Linked DNA regions of Homo sapiens: region 1 is linked to region 2. A link is a contact called in ENCODE Hi-C or POLR2A ChIA-PET data. All regions are on one chromosome and are shown on one strand. Each heading gives the region's core, a stretch centred on a gene start or an enhancer-like site at or near the end of the contact. The rest is flanking DNA. Distances are from core to core; before and after follow the strand shown. Region 1 holds the start of SLC6A9 (solute carrier family 6 member 9). Region 2 overlaps ST3GAL3 (ST3 beta-galactoside alpha-2,3-sialyltransferase 3).

Evidence for each region. A loop is a pair of places that touch in the nucleus more often than their neighbours do. ChIA-PET counts read pairs that join two places held with the same protein, here RNA polymerase II (POLR2A). Pooled maps may share reads with other maps.
Region 1: a pooled map shows a loop between it and region 2 (2.5-fold over the local background). The contact joins the promoter of SLC6A9 here to the enhancer-like site in region 2. A Hi-C loop is called at or near these places in 2 of 168 maps with a recorded cell type or tissue (heart right ventricle and pancreas) and 2 of 50 pooled maps. POLR2A ChIA-PET finds 5 or more read pairs at or near these places in 3 of 52 experiments (AG04449, K562 and Panc1).

What each region holds. Positions count from the first base shown.
Region 1 is chr1:44,026,638-44,033,348 of GRCh38, forward strand. SLC6A9 (solute carrier family 6 member 9) reads right to left here and starts at 4,825. Exons shown (of 14, transcript NM_001024845.3): 1 at 4,669-4,825. It overlaps LOC107984948 (a long non-coding RNA gene), which reads left to right and starts at 3,777. Exons shown (of 2, transcript XR_007066054.1): 1 at 3,777-3,912. LOC124904168 (a long non-coding RNA gene) reads right to left here. Exons shown (of 4, transcript XR_007066055.1): 4 at 5,906-6,090. RefSeq lists enhancers at 2,200-2,759, 2,760-3,317, 3,959-4,555 and silencers at 3,427-3,976, 4,297-4,366.
Region 2 is chr1:43,782,366-43,788,598 of GRCh38, forward strand. The region is part of intron 2 of ST3GAL3 (ST3 beta-galactoside alpha-2,3-sialyltransferase 3); the gene reads left to right. Among named protein-coding and RNA genes, the nearest start is that of MIR6079, 53 kb to the right of the region's middle. RefSeq lists a silencer at 2,945-2,994. Within about 2 kb of position 1,451, at least 8 of the 41 ENCODE cell types and tissues checked have a DNase peak (open chromatin) inside an H3K27ac peak, as active enhancers do.

The DNA of each region.
Region 1 (6,711 bases), core at 3,575-6,074, 250 kb after region 2:
GACAGAGCAAGACATTGTCTAAAAAAAAAAAAAGAGCCACAAAAAAGCCACGTCACAGGTTGGAAATTATTAAGCCCGCTGGTCAGGTAAGTAAACTGAGGACACTGTGTCTCAGAACTTAGGCTGCAGAGGGCCCTCACCCAGGTTATCCTGGAATTCCTCCAATTCCTCCTATTACCATCAGAGAGACAGACTCGGAGAGGTCACATGCCTTCCTTGTAAGTGCTCGAGTGAGGACTTGAACTAGGTTTTCAGACCCTACATCTCTGACTCTGACATTTCTGACTGCAAATGCAGTCCCTGCCCTCAGGTAGTTCGTGGACTGGAGGGAAAAGACTGCTTCATGGCGGCTTCCAGGAGAATGAGCTGGGTGTAAAGCTTTGCTGCTTCTCCTGCCTTTGACATTCCTGTTACATGGTCCCATCCGTCCATTCAGAAAACACCAACTGATTGCCCGTGGCGTCCAGTCTCTTCTACGTGTGGAAGATCCACAACACCAGGCCCCACACATGCCCCTGAAGCACTTGTGGGCCACTGTTGACAAGCAGTAGTGGGTCACAGAGGCAGTTTAGCACATGATAAAGAGCTCAGGCTCTGGGATCTGGTAGGCCTGGGCTGGATTTCTGGCTCAGCTACTCACCAGGTATGTGATTTCGAGTAAGTTACTTAACCTCTTTGAGCCTTAGTTTTCTCAGTCTGGAAGATGGGGCTAACAGTAGTTTCCTCGTAAGTTCTGAAGTTTCTGCCTAATTTTTATCCTTTCCACAAGCCCTCCACATGTTCCTCCCCTCCAATCTGTTAATCTTCCCAAAGCCCTAAATCCCTGATTCTCTCCAACAGTTTTCCACAGCCAACAGGATATGGCCTAAATTGCTTAGCAGGCGTTTAAGGCTGGCCACAGCTGGACTCATTTATTCCACAATATTGATTGCAGGTCTGCTCTGGACCAGACCTGTGCTAGGCACCAAGAACTCAAAGGTATCTGCACTCCTGCAGCTTACAGACTAAGGGGCAAGAGTTAAACCAATGACTAAAATTTAAAGAATTACAAACTGAGACCAGGAGTGGTGGCTCACGCCTGTAATCCTAGCACTTTGGGAGGCCAAGGCAGGCAAATCACCTGAGGTCAGGAGTTCGAGACCAGCCTGGCTAACATGGTGAAGGCCCGTCTCTACTAAAAACACAAAATTAGCTGGGCGTGGTGGTAGGCGCCTGTAATCCCAACTACTTGGGAGGCTGAGGCAGGAGAATCACTTGAATCCAGGAGGCAGAGGTTGCAGTGAGCCGAGGTCACGCCATTGCACCCCAGCCTGGGCAAAAAGAGTGAAACTCTTATCTCAAAAAATAAAAAATAAAGAACTGCCTACTGAGATAAAGGGTGTAAAAGACAAAGATTGTGTTATGAGACTCTACAATAGGGGGGCCTGGCCTTGTGTAAGACTAGGGGAGGGCTTCCCTGATGAAGTGATGTTTAAGGGTCTAAAGAAGTTAATTAGGCAAAGTGGCAATAATGAGGAAGAGAAGAGGAAGAGAGAGTCAAGCAAATGGAACAATATGTGGAAAGGCTCTGAGGCTGGAGCTCAGACAGTCAGGGGGAAATGGTCAAAGATTAAAGTGGACAGAGAGGCCTGGCCAGGGCCTTTGGGGTCTGGATTTTGGTCTTCATCTTGAGGGCAAGGGTGCCTATTGAAAGCTTTTAAGCAGAAGATCAACTTCAAGGAGGAGCCATTGGTGGAATGTGCATCTTGAAACCATCCCCCTAGATACAGTGTGGAGAAAGGACTGGAGGGAGGCTGAAGTTGAAGAGAGGAAGTCAATTAGAAATGGGCCAGGCCAGGCTGGGCGCGGTGGCTCACACCTGTAATCCCAGCACTTTGGGAGGCCGAGGTGGGTGGATCACCTGAGGTCAGGAGTCCGAGACCAGCCTGACCGACATGGAGAAACCCTGTCTCTACTAAAAATACGAAATTAGCTGGGCGTGGTGGCAGGCACCTGTAATCCCAGCTGCTCAGGAGGCTGAGTCATGAGAATTGCTTGAACTTGGGAGACAGAGGTTGCAGTGAGTCAAGATTGTGCCATTGCACTATTGCCTGGGCAACAAGAGCAAAACTCCGTCAAAAGAAAAAGAAAAAGAAAAAAGAAAGAGAGAGAGAGAAAGAAAGAAAGGAAGGAAGGAAAGAAGGAAGGAAGGAAGGAAGGAGCCAGGCCAAAAATGAAGGGGCTCAGGTTAGGAAGGTGACAATAGGGTGAGGAGAGGTGCACAGATTTCAGAGAAATATAAAAGGCAACATGGCGAGACTTGGTGATGAATCGGACTGGGTAGGGGGAGGGATAAGAAGGAGTCTCTGGTTTCTGCTGGTGCAGTGGGAGGAAACCGGTGCCCGACCCAGAGGACGAATGCTGGTGAGGCTGCAGGTTTGGTGCGGGGACAGGAGGGCTGGCTTGGACAAGCTGGTCTGAGCTGCTTGTGAGCCAGATGTTGAGACATCAGCCACAGAACCCTGGCCCACCTTGACAGTCTCACCGCTGAGTATCAGACAGGACTGTCAGGTCAATCAGTTTTAACGGTCCATCTTGGCCAAGCCCTGGAGTCCTCACGGGGGATGGAAAGGTGACAGGCTCTTTTCCTAGCTTGAAGGACCGCACAGTTTAGTAGACAGAGGAAGAAGCATAATTTCCATTCACTGTGTTGGAGGAAGTGGAGGAGCTGTGGGAGCAGGAAACAGCCCTTAGTTCTACCTGGGAGCCCAGGTCAGCAGCCTGCGGCCATCTGCCGCCACGTGAGACTACCCAGCACTTGCAGAGGGCTCCTGCTTCATGCCTTTGCCCCGGCACCCGTTCCATGTTTTTTGAGCACCCTTGTCTCCACTTCCACCTGTATGTATCCTACCCATCCTCAAAACCTATCCCAATGCTATTATCTTCATGAAGCCTTCCTAGGTCCTCCCCGTTGCTGTCAGCCTTCCTACTGTACCCCCACGCTTGCCACACGTAGCAATTGAGGCATGCTTCCTTGTGCCCAAGTCTGGCTCCCCACTAGATGGAGAGTTCTACCAGGGCAGAGGCGTGATTCTTCTGTGTCCCCAGAGCCGGGAACTGAGCAGGTACAGCCGCAGTCGCCGCATAGGCCAAGTAAAGGGGGCGTTTTCTCTGCGGTCCTTGGAAACACTTGGGCATGCTCAGTGTCGCCCATTAGTCCCTAGAACCAGTCCCCTCACCCACTACTCTCCAACCTTCTGATGCTCCCTCACTTTGGCAGTCTTTAACCTTTCAGGTTTTTCTCTTTCCCCACTCCTCGCCCTGCAGCCTTTATTTCCCAACGGCCGCACCCTCACGCTCCTTTCAGCGGAGAAATAGACCGCGCTTTGTGCGGAAGCTGTCAGCGAGCAAGCGTCCCGTCTCCTTTAAGAGTGATCCGCGAGGGGGTGTGGCTTGCGGAGAGCAGGCCCGAAAGGGGGTGCGGCTCCTTTAAGTATCCGCCGGCCCGAGGCGCGGAGGCCTCCGGCCGGCGGGCAGGGGCGCGGTCGGTCTGGGAGCAGCGGCACCGCCCGCAGCGTCCCGGTTCCTCGAAGTGGGGCGCGTCCGCTTTAATCGGGGAGAGAGATGTGGGGGCACGGGCGTTACATCAGCCGCCACGTGTGGGCCTAAGCTGGCGTGGAGGCGGCGGCCCCGCCCCCGGCCCCTGCGGTGGAAAAGTACCGGGGCGCCGAGGTCCCCGCCCCACGGCCCCGCCCCCGGGCCGGCACCGGCCCCTCCCGGCCCTCCGGGCAAGCCCCACTCTCCCGCCCGGCCCGGCCCCGCCGCCTGCTCGAGATCTGCAGTGGCTGCCGGGTGCGGAGCGCCGGCCGGGGGTGGGCTCTCCAGGGCTGCTAGGCCCCTGCCCTCACCTGCGGCCGCCCGGCCCCGCCCTAGGTGTGCCGGTAATGAGGGTTGGGGTGGGGAGGGCACGGATTCTTCCCAGGGTAGCAACCCCCAGAGAACTCCCGGCTCGCTCGCAGTCCCTTCCCAAAGCCGCGGCCAGAGCGCGGACAAAGAGAGGCTGAGTGCGCCAGGACTCTCCCGCGCGGCTTCCCGGGTCCCGCGGGCGCACGGGCACTGGAACCGGCACCGGGAGGGCAGATAGGGAGGCAGGCCGGCTGGAGGGGCCAGATAGGCAGCCAGGCTGGCGGGCGCTGAGAGGCGATGGAGCGAGCGGGAGCCCGCACGCTGGGTGCAGGCACGGCCGACTGTCGACCCCTGCAGGCCCCCAGAGCGCAGAACCACTGGCTCCTCGGACGGACAGTGCCACGCTCTGGCTCCGGCGCTACCCGCACAGCCTGCGCCCGCCGCCCCCGATCGAACCGGCGTCTGGCGCCCCCCCGCCACCCCACGCAGGAGCTCCCCCCACTTCCCTCTCCCTCCCGCTTCAGCTCCTTGGTGACAGCGGTGACACCCAGACGCGCGCACCTACCCCGATCTTTGCGGCGAGACAGACATCCCGGTGCGTGCACCCACACTCTTACCCACAGATGCCCGCATACATGCGCGATCACACACACACACACACACACACACACACACGCACACGCTGGTCCTGGGGCTCAGCCCCGCGGAGCCGCCGAACACTCAGACCGACGGCAGGACAGACGGAGGCGCGGGCCCCAGCGTCCCTTCCCCCAGCCCCCTTACCATGCTGCAGCCCCCGGCCCAGGCGTGCTGGGTCCGCACCGCGGTGCGCCCAGGTGGCTTTCTTAAAGGGAAAGTTGCATCAGCCTCCCGAGGCTCTGTGCCGCGCCGAGTTCGCCCGCCCCGCCGCGCCGCTCGCAGCTCTTCCACAGCCTGTTGTGTTTTGGTTTCGGGGAGGCGGGGGCTAAGAGTTTGGTGAAAGTTTGAAGAGTGGAGAAGGCTTGGGAGATCTAGCCAAGTCCCTCCCCTACCCGAACGGCTCCCCTGGCCGTCCTCCCCTCTCCATCCCATCCCCTCCTCCCGTGCCGACTTCTCAGGCTCCTCCTCCCAGGGAATAAAATTACAAGTCTCTCCAGCTTTCAGATGATTGATCCCCACGAACCCCTGGGAGTGAGCGCCACAAAGGAGTCCCCTTCTCCGCCCCTGCCTCGCTGCCCTCCAGCTGGGGCCCTTGAGCAAGCAGATGTGGGCCCCTTCGGGCTAGGCTGGAATGAAGCCAGAAGGCCTGGGGCACTATGGGGGGCTGAGGCTGGAGTTAGCCCTCCAGGCCCCTGGCCTTCTGCGCCTGCGTTTCCCCTAGAGAGAAGTCAGAGCAAATTCCATTCCCTTTGGAGCAGAGCCGCTAGAGACTGTGGGCATTGCTGGGTAAGGCCTAGGTCCTACTCCTTGGAACTGGAGGGCTCGGGGTAGCCCTTTCTCAAATTTCCCTCCTGGACCACCGGCTTGGTCAGCTCTACTTTTGAGGTGGTGTTACAGGGGCTGCAGACACCAACCTGGGATCCCTCCTCCTTCCATGGTGAGACAGACCTGGGTTACAATCTCAGCTAAAAAAGAGTCTTTGCCAAAAGGAGCATGGTGAGCCTCGGTTTCCTCCTCTGTGAAACAGAGAGAAGGGGCTAAGGAAATGCATGTGTGTGTATATAAAGCCCATTGCTCCAGGCTGCCTCTGGGGAGTGGTGGCTGGCATTTGGAATGAGCCTCCCACATTTGCATACCTTGTGAGAGCCACCACCTTTCATGGAGAGTGGCCAGTTAGTTCTGTCAGAGGAACTGGTTTTTGCCCCAACCTGAGTAGGGCATCTGCTCAGGGAAGGGGCCCAGCCCACAGAGGCAATTTCTACTTTGGACCCTGAGTCCTCACCATTTTCTGGCCAGGAAACAGTTTAATTTTTTTCCTTGGGACAGTCAGCCTCCAAGAAGCGAGTGCACACATGCCAAACTCACGTGAAACCAATTGTTGAGTGAGATTCCAGTTTATTAATTTATCAGAGGCACTGAACAAGATAACAGGCATCAAGCCCAGGCATTCCCTGAAATGCGAGCTCTCTCAGGCCACACGCGGTCCATTCCACAAACCTTCCTCAGAGCCAAAGTACAAAGACAGCTCTCTGTTGTCTCCTATTCACATTGGACTCCTGATCAGATCTGGGAAGACACCTTAGTCTTATCAGCGAGATTATTTTCACTTTTACTTTGTCCCCAAACCTAGTAGGTATAGCATGTTTGGGATTTTTAGTCTCCTACAAGCCAAGTGCAGGTGTTTCTTGCGTGAGTTGTGTGCACACACACCTGGATCTAGGCAACCTGTTGTGTCTGTGCCCCCAGACACCTGAGCCCCGATTGTGTATTTGTGTAGGTACATCTGTGGAAGACTGATTGTGTGCACTGCAGCAGGTCTGTGTAGTTATGTGTGTGCTCAATTCCTGGGACTGGGCAGATGGGGTCCAAGCCCTCTATATCTCTCCTGCCAGGACGTAACTTCCTCCATAAGTTTTTTTTAGGATCTTCCTCCTTGCCTCCTCGCTGGGGCTCATCAAAAGGGATACCACCCCAGGGAAGGCAGATGGAGGATGTCGAAGAGGCCCCCAAGTAGAGGAAGGCGGACAAGGAAGAGTATGAAGGGGAAAAGGCCTCCCTCCTTCTCCCTTCCAGCAGTAGGCTGGGGTGGGGACAGGCCTAGAAGAGGGCACTGAGCGCTAAGAACACTCAGTGAAGATTCCGAGAGTTTTCATGGCTCAGGGAATCCATATGAAGGGAGGCAGGTGT
Region 2 (6,233 bases), core at 201-2,700:
CTTAGCCTCCTTACGCTCTGTCTTACACACTGCCGCTAGAATGGTTTTCCTGAAGCAAAAATCTGTTGATATCATTAATTTTCTGAAAAATATATAGTGTCTTTCTCTACTCTGTCTACTTTTACTCAATAAAATCCAGACTCCTAACTTGGTATTCAAAACCCCATCTGGTCTGCTTTTCTGCCTTATTTTCACTGTTTCTCCCTCTCTATATTCCTCTCCACTTATCAGTCCCTCTTTTACTTCAGCCACACTGTCATCAACGGTGATGATGCTGATGATAAAAACACTAACAGCAGCATGTATTGAGGACTTAACTACATGCCAGGCACTGTGTTCAGTGCTTTATGTTAATTTGGACATCTAATCCTCATGACATGGCCTTATGAGGTGGGTTCTATTAATGGTCCACCAGTATGGCAAATATGAACTTGAAACATCTTTAAACATTTTTTTTTCAAAAGATCAGTGTCAAAATTCGTTTGGCAGTAAAATCTGACCTGAAATGGTATGAATGTATTTATAGTCCCTTTTAGCATAAAAATTCATTTCATAGAAGAAATATTAATATTTAATTACAGGATGCTGCCCCAAACCTCATAGGGGGATGTTAAATAATATATGGTTTGTGCAGTATGCTGCTTTCCTAAAATCTGAACACTTTGGGATTCTAATACTATCTAGTTTGAGGGGGCTCAGATAAATTTTGAACTTTGTGTTACTCTTTTTACAGATGAGGAAATTAAGGCTCAGCAAGATTTAAGTAGGTTGCCCAAAGTTACATAGTGGGAAAAACAGTGGAGCCCGGATTAGCACCATGGTGGCCTGGTTCAAACGCATGCCTTGTCTGCTGTGCTGCACAGGTCCATGCCACCTGCAGGTCCCTGCCCTCGACCTCTTCTGGGTTGCTGGCTTTCTGCCCTCCCTGTTCTCCCAGTGCTCAGCCCTGGCTGACTTCCCTTCCATTCCTATTCACCCAGGCTGGCTCCTTTCAGTAGCAGCCTCCATGCCTTTACCCCCTTGTCCTCCTGAAAATGTCCCACTGATACCAAGCTCTGACCAAGTCTGCCCATCTTGTCTCTGATTGGGCTGTCTTTCATTTGAGACTCGATAGAAAGGTGAATCACACTCATCTCCCAGTTTCAGACTGTGCCCTATTCAGTACTTGGCAATATTGCCTTTTCCATTTCCTTTATCAGCTTCCTTTCCTGTTTCTAGAGCAGCTGTACTAAAACTTTTCCCATCCCCTGAGCTCCAAACCTTATATACCATCTTACTCTCAGTTTCAGCAGCACATGCCTAGTTCCATATTCATTCCACCTGCTTGAGTCGTACACACAGGGGTTTGTAAGCAGTGCCACCCTTACACTGCCCCCACCCCCCGCAGTCTTAGAGGGCAGCAGCTGGTAGAATTCCAGCTACTCCCAGACTTCCTGATGTCCCTGTGAACGCTGTTGCCCTAGGGGATGTCCTGCCCCTGATCTGCACCCAGGTACCTTTTGTCTCCTGGCATGACATAGCAGTTTCTTCCTCAATTTCATGGTGACTCACTTTTTAAAAATAGTCTTTGATGTGTCAAAGCCTTTTTATGAAGGTCTAAATAGATTGTATGGACTGGTTCCCTTTCAGTCACATGCATTTTTACCTCCTGAAAGAAACCCTACTAAATTAGTTAGGTATGATTTTACCTTCCTGAAACCACACACCCCTCACTTTCCATGCTTCAGTGCCTTTCCATAGCTGTTCCCACACTACCAGTACAGCCTGTCCTATAAGGTCATCTCATACCAGCTTAAGTACTATCTCCTCCATATCTTCCCAGTTTCTCCCAGCCAAAAATTCTCCTTGCATCTAAACGACAGGCCAGGCGTGGTGGCTCGTGCCTGTAATCCCAGCACTTTGGGAGGCCGAGGTGGGTGGATCATTTGAGGTCAGGAGTTCGAGACCAGCCTGGCCAACATGGTGAAACCCCGTCTGTACTAAAAATACAAAAATTGGCCGAGTGTGGTGGCACATGCCTGTAGTCCCAGCTACTTGGGAGGCTAAGGCAGGAGAATCGCTTGAACCTGGGAGGCAGAGGTTGCAGTGAGCCGAGATCGCACCACTGTACTCCAGCCTGGGTGACAGAGCGAGACTCTGTCTCAAAATAAATAAATAAGTAAGTAAAAATAAACTCCCATAGCAACTTCTCTAGAGACTTGTAATATCGTTATTTGAATCTCTCTATTATCTCTCTGATGGTTCAAAAGCTCTTTGATGTCAGATACCATGTCTGATCTTTTCATACAGTCTCTCGAGCTTAGTAAGAACTCTGTATATGTTTGGTAAGTTAAATTAATGAAAGTTAAGGAGAAACTTCTTGACATAAGTATACTGCATCAACAGCTTCCATTCACAGTTGAGTCTTTGCCATCAAATTGTTGTACAGAAATTGTTTCCACTGAAGTTACAGATGCTCCCCAGTGAATAATTCTGTGCTATCTTTTCAGCCATCAGCTTCTTCTGCCTCTTTGCCACATTGGGATACTCCTTGTGATCAATTCTCACCTCCTTTGGCTTTCTCTGTCCTGCTACTCCTGTCTCTGATTATTTCACTGTTTTCTTGTCCATATTATCACATCCTCCTAAATTAATGATGATGTTTTTTCTCCTCAGACTTTTCTTTTCTCTGTTTGTCCGCAGGAATCTCATTTACTCAGGTTTTGTTTGGGATTGGGGTTGGGAGGGAAGAAATTGAGGGACTAAGACTGGGGGGGTTAGATCCCTCCAGGATCTAAACAGTTGAGAGACTAAAAAACAAGAAACAGGTGGCGACGTGAACATTGAGGTATCAGTTCTGTTAACAGACTGCTAAACCTCCCAAGTTAAGGGCTCTTTCATAAAGCTAGATTGGAGAAGAAAGTTGAGAGCTGTGGTCCAAGTGGAGCCTCTGCTTCTGAGCTTCAGACCCTGTGGAGGAGACATGTGTTGCTCAGATCCAGCCTGGTGGCAGGTTCACCTCACACAGCCATCCAGAAGGTAGAGGCCTGGATGGTGCTGGAAGGTGAGGTGAGGCCGCTCAGACTGCAGACAGCTTCAATGTAGCAAGAGACATGAAGAGTATTAACTATAGGCAAGGCCTTCTGGGAACTGAAGAAAAACCAAACCTCAAGGCCTCATGGAAAGATGATCCATGGGATAGCTGGTTTTCACAGAGACTGGAACAGGGAGAACATTTTGAATCTAAAGTTGTCTTGCTGCCCTCAACAGCAGGGTTGTGACTCTTGGCTCTGATGCTCTGCCACTAATGTGGGCGCTAGGGCCCAGCATCTAGCGCAGCCTACAGCATCCAAGTCTCTACACTTCTTTGTCTGCTTGTGTCTCCTACCAATCCCCCAACTGTCTGTACTTCCCAATTTAAATTCCCAAAAGAGAGACCCTATCTGCCTCTAGGTGGATGAGGAGTCTATGGATTACCTTCCCTTGAGCCCATGGGCCAGTTGTCAGTGGCCAGAGGGGAGGAAGGGTCATGTGGTTAGGATGCAGCCTACTTTCCATCAAGCAACAGTCAGCATCCATTTGCCCAAGCCCAAGCTAGATATCATTCTCTTCCCTTCCTGTCTCACTCATGTCCCATCAGTCACTACATCCTGAAGTTTTCCCTTTTAAGCATTTTTTTTTGGCATTTCTCCTTTTTTCTCTATTCCCATTGCCATCGACCCGGTTCAGGCCACCATCAGTTCTCACCCAGAGGGTTGCATGAGTCTCCTCCTTATTGATCTCCCTGTCTTCAGTCTCTCTCCCCTAATCTACCTTTTACTCAGTTGCCAGAATAATCAATTTAGTTCCCACATAATGGCCCAAGTTTATATTTAAAAATATAAATCCGACTCTGTTACTCCCGGGGTTTTAAGCAGGGCTTCTCATTGCTAATGAAATAGAACACAGACATCTTTCTGCGGCCTGTACACCCTCCTGCAGATGCGGCTCCTGTCTTCCTCTCTGACCTCGTTTTCCCACCTCCTGCTTTCTGTGCTCTGTGCGCCAGCAACACTGACCTTCTGACTTCTTCTTTAGATGTAGCAGGGCTGCTGCGCTTGCTTTTCCTTCCGCCTGGAACTCTTTCTCTTGATCTTTTCTTAGCTTGCTTCTGTCTCCAGGTCTCAGCCTGGGTGCCACCTCCTCAGAGAAGCCTTCCTGAAACACCCTGTCTAACACTGCCTGTACCTCTACCCTTGGTCTCCGTTACATGCTTTAATATTCTTCGTACTGCTTATCACTGTTCAGTATTTTGTTCATTTCATTTGTTTGGTTGTTTTGTATCTCCCTGACTAAAACAAAAATTCCTTGAGAATAAGAACATTTTTGTTCTTACTCACCACTGTATTTTCAAGCCTAGTGTGTCGTAGTTTCTCAGTAAACATCTGTTAAACTGATAAACAGTGAAATCTCCCTTGTTACTGTTTTTCCCACGGCTGTGTCTTGTGTTTAGCTTTATATGTATTTTTATTTTACCTGTTAGGTTGTGAGCTACTTGAGGGAACAATTTTCTTTTAGTTCATTTTTACGTCTCTCAGGCTTACACATGGTAATTGGCTGAAGATAAGTATACCCCAAAAGGTAGCTCATTTGCTGCATAATTTGTGCTCTGGAAACTTGTCCAATGGCAGAAAGACTGAGCCCTATTCTTCTTCATACTCCCTTTAGATTCCTTTTATTCCACTTCGGAAACCAGACACAGGAAACATCTGACTATAATAAAAGATTGCCAGTAAATTCTAGGTTTCCTCATTGAACAAAGTCATGTGCAGCAAGGCTGTGCTGTACTTTGGTCTGGAATTCAGTTTGGTCACTTGTATGGCAGGCCACATGGCTGCCTCTGGCCTGGGAGCCAGGAACAGCTGGAGCCTGGGATGACTGAAGTAAAAATGACATATTTGCTAGCCTGAGAGGGAGAAGTCTGGATATTCTTGCTCTGTTCCTTGCAAAGCAAACTTCTCAATTTGTTGAATACTAAGTTTTCCCGTTAGCTGTCAAAGTGGTTTATAACTAAAATAATCTTACGTCCTTTAGAATAAATCACAAATAATGAATGGCCAAACTGTTTCTGAAGTCAAAGCAAAATTCATCAAAACAAAATTCATCAAACCTTTAATGCTCACAGCAGATTTCATTTAAAAACTTACACAAAACATGAATATGTCACCAACTTCCTCTGAAAATTTCTGCCCTCTCACTTGCCTCTTCTGAAGTTTAAAAATGTGTGATCGTAAGAGCATTCCGCTACCATTGGAAATAATATTTGCAAAGACTTTGACTCTTTCCAGTAGACTGTCACCTGTTTGATGCTTACCCTTATCACTTTATTTTTATCTTAAGTGCTTATGAAGTGGTCTGTCTTCCTTGGCTTGAAGGCGAAGGCTATCTCTAATTTGGCTCCATGGGGCCTGGCGTGTAATAGCCACTTGATAATATTTGTGAGAAGGAGGGAGAAGTAAAGAAGGGCGAGGAAAGCCCAGTCCATTTAGACTGATATTGTTGGGGTATATTTAAGTATCATGAACTATAAGGATGACCTCAGTAATTAAAGAGAAAAGCTCAACAGCGTTTCAGCATGTACAGTGAATAATGAAGGCATTCAAGAACCTGCCATCCTTTGGCATTGGTACCAGTGAGTTGGAGGTTAAAATCCTAGAGCGGGATTCAGAAGTTCTGTTTTGAACTTTTTGTCCCCTCAAACAATGCAAGTAATACATGTTTACTGTACAAATTTTACAAAAATGCAGAGAATAAGCATTACTATAATTCTGCCACCCAGAGACAACCATGTTTTTAGTCTCTTTTAGTCTTAATTAGTTTTAGTCTTTTAGTTAACTTTTAGCCTTTTTTCTGTACATGTCATTTGAAAAGTTTAAAAGAGACTTTATATCAGGACTGCTTGTGAGTACAAAGAAGATAAATTGCAATTGGAAAAATACTTGTCAACTGCAATAAAAATTTGAAGTGCTTGTTTTTATTGTTGCTCATCCGGGCAGTCAGCTCCTCAGAATTCCATTCCCAATCTTCTTCAGGGGAATGTGATCTCTCGCCTGGAAAACTCTTAGGATGCTTTTCTTATTCCTCCTCTGCGGAGACTCTTTGTGTGAGCACTCATTTTCCTAGGGTGAGGCCAGGTTTGGACCCCTGAACCTTCACAGGACAAGCACACTTCAGGACTGATTGGAACTGATGGGAGTCAATACCCAGAATGGATT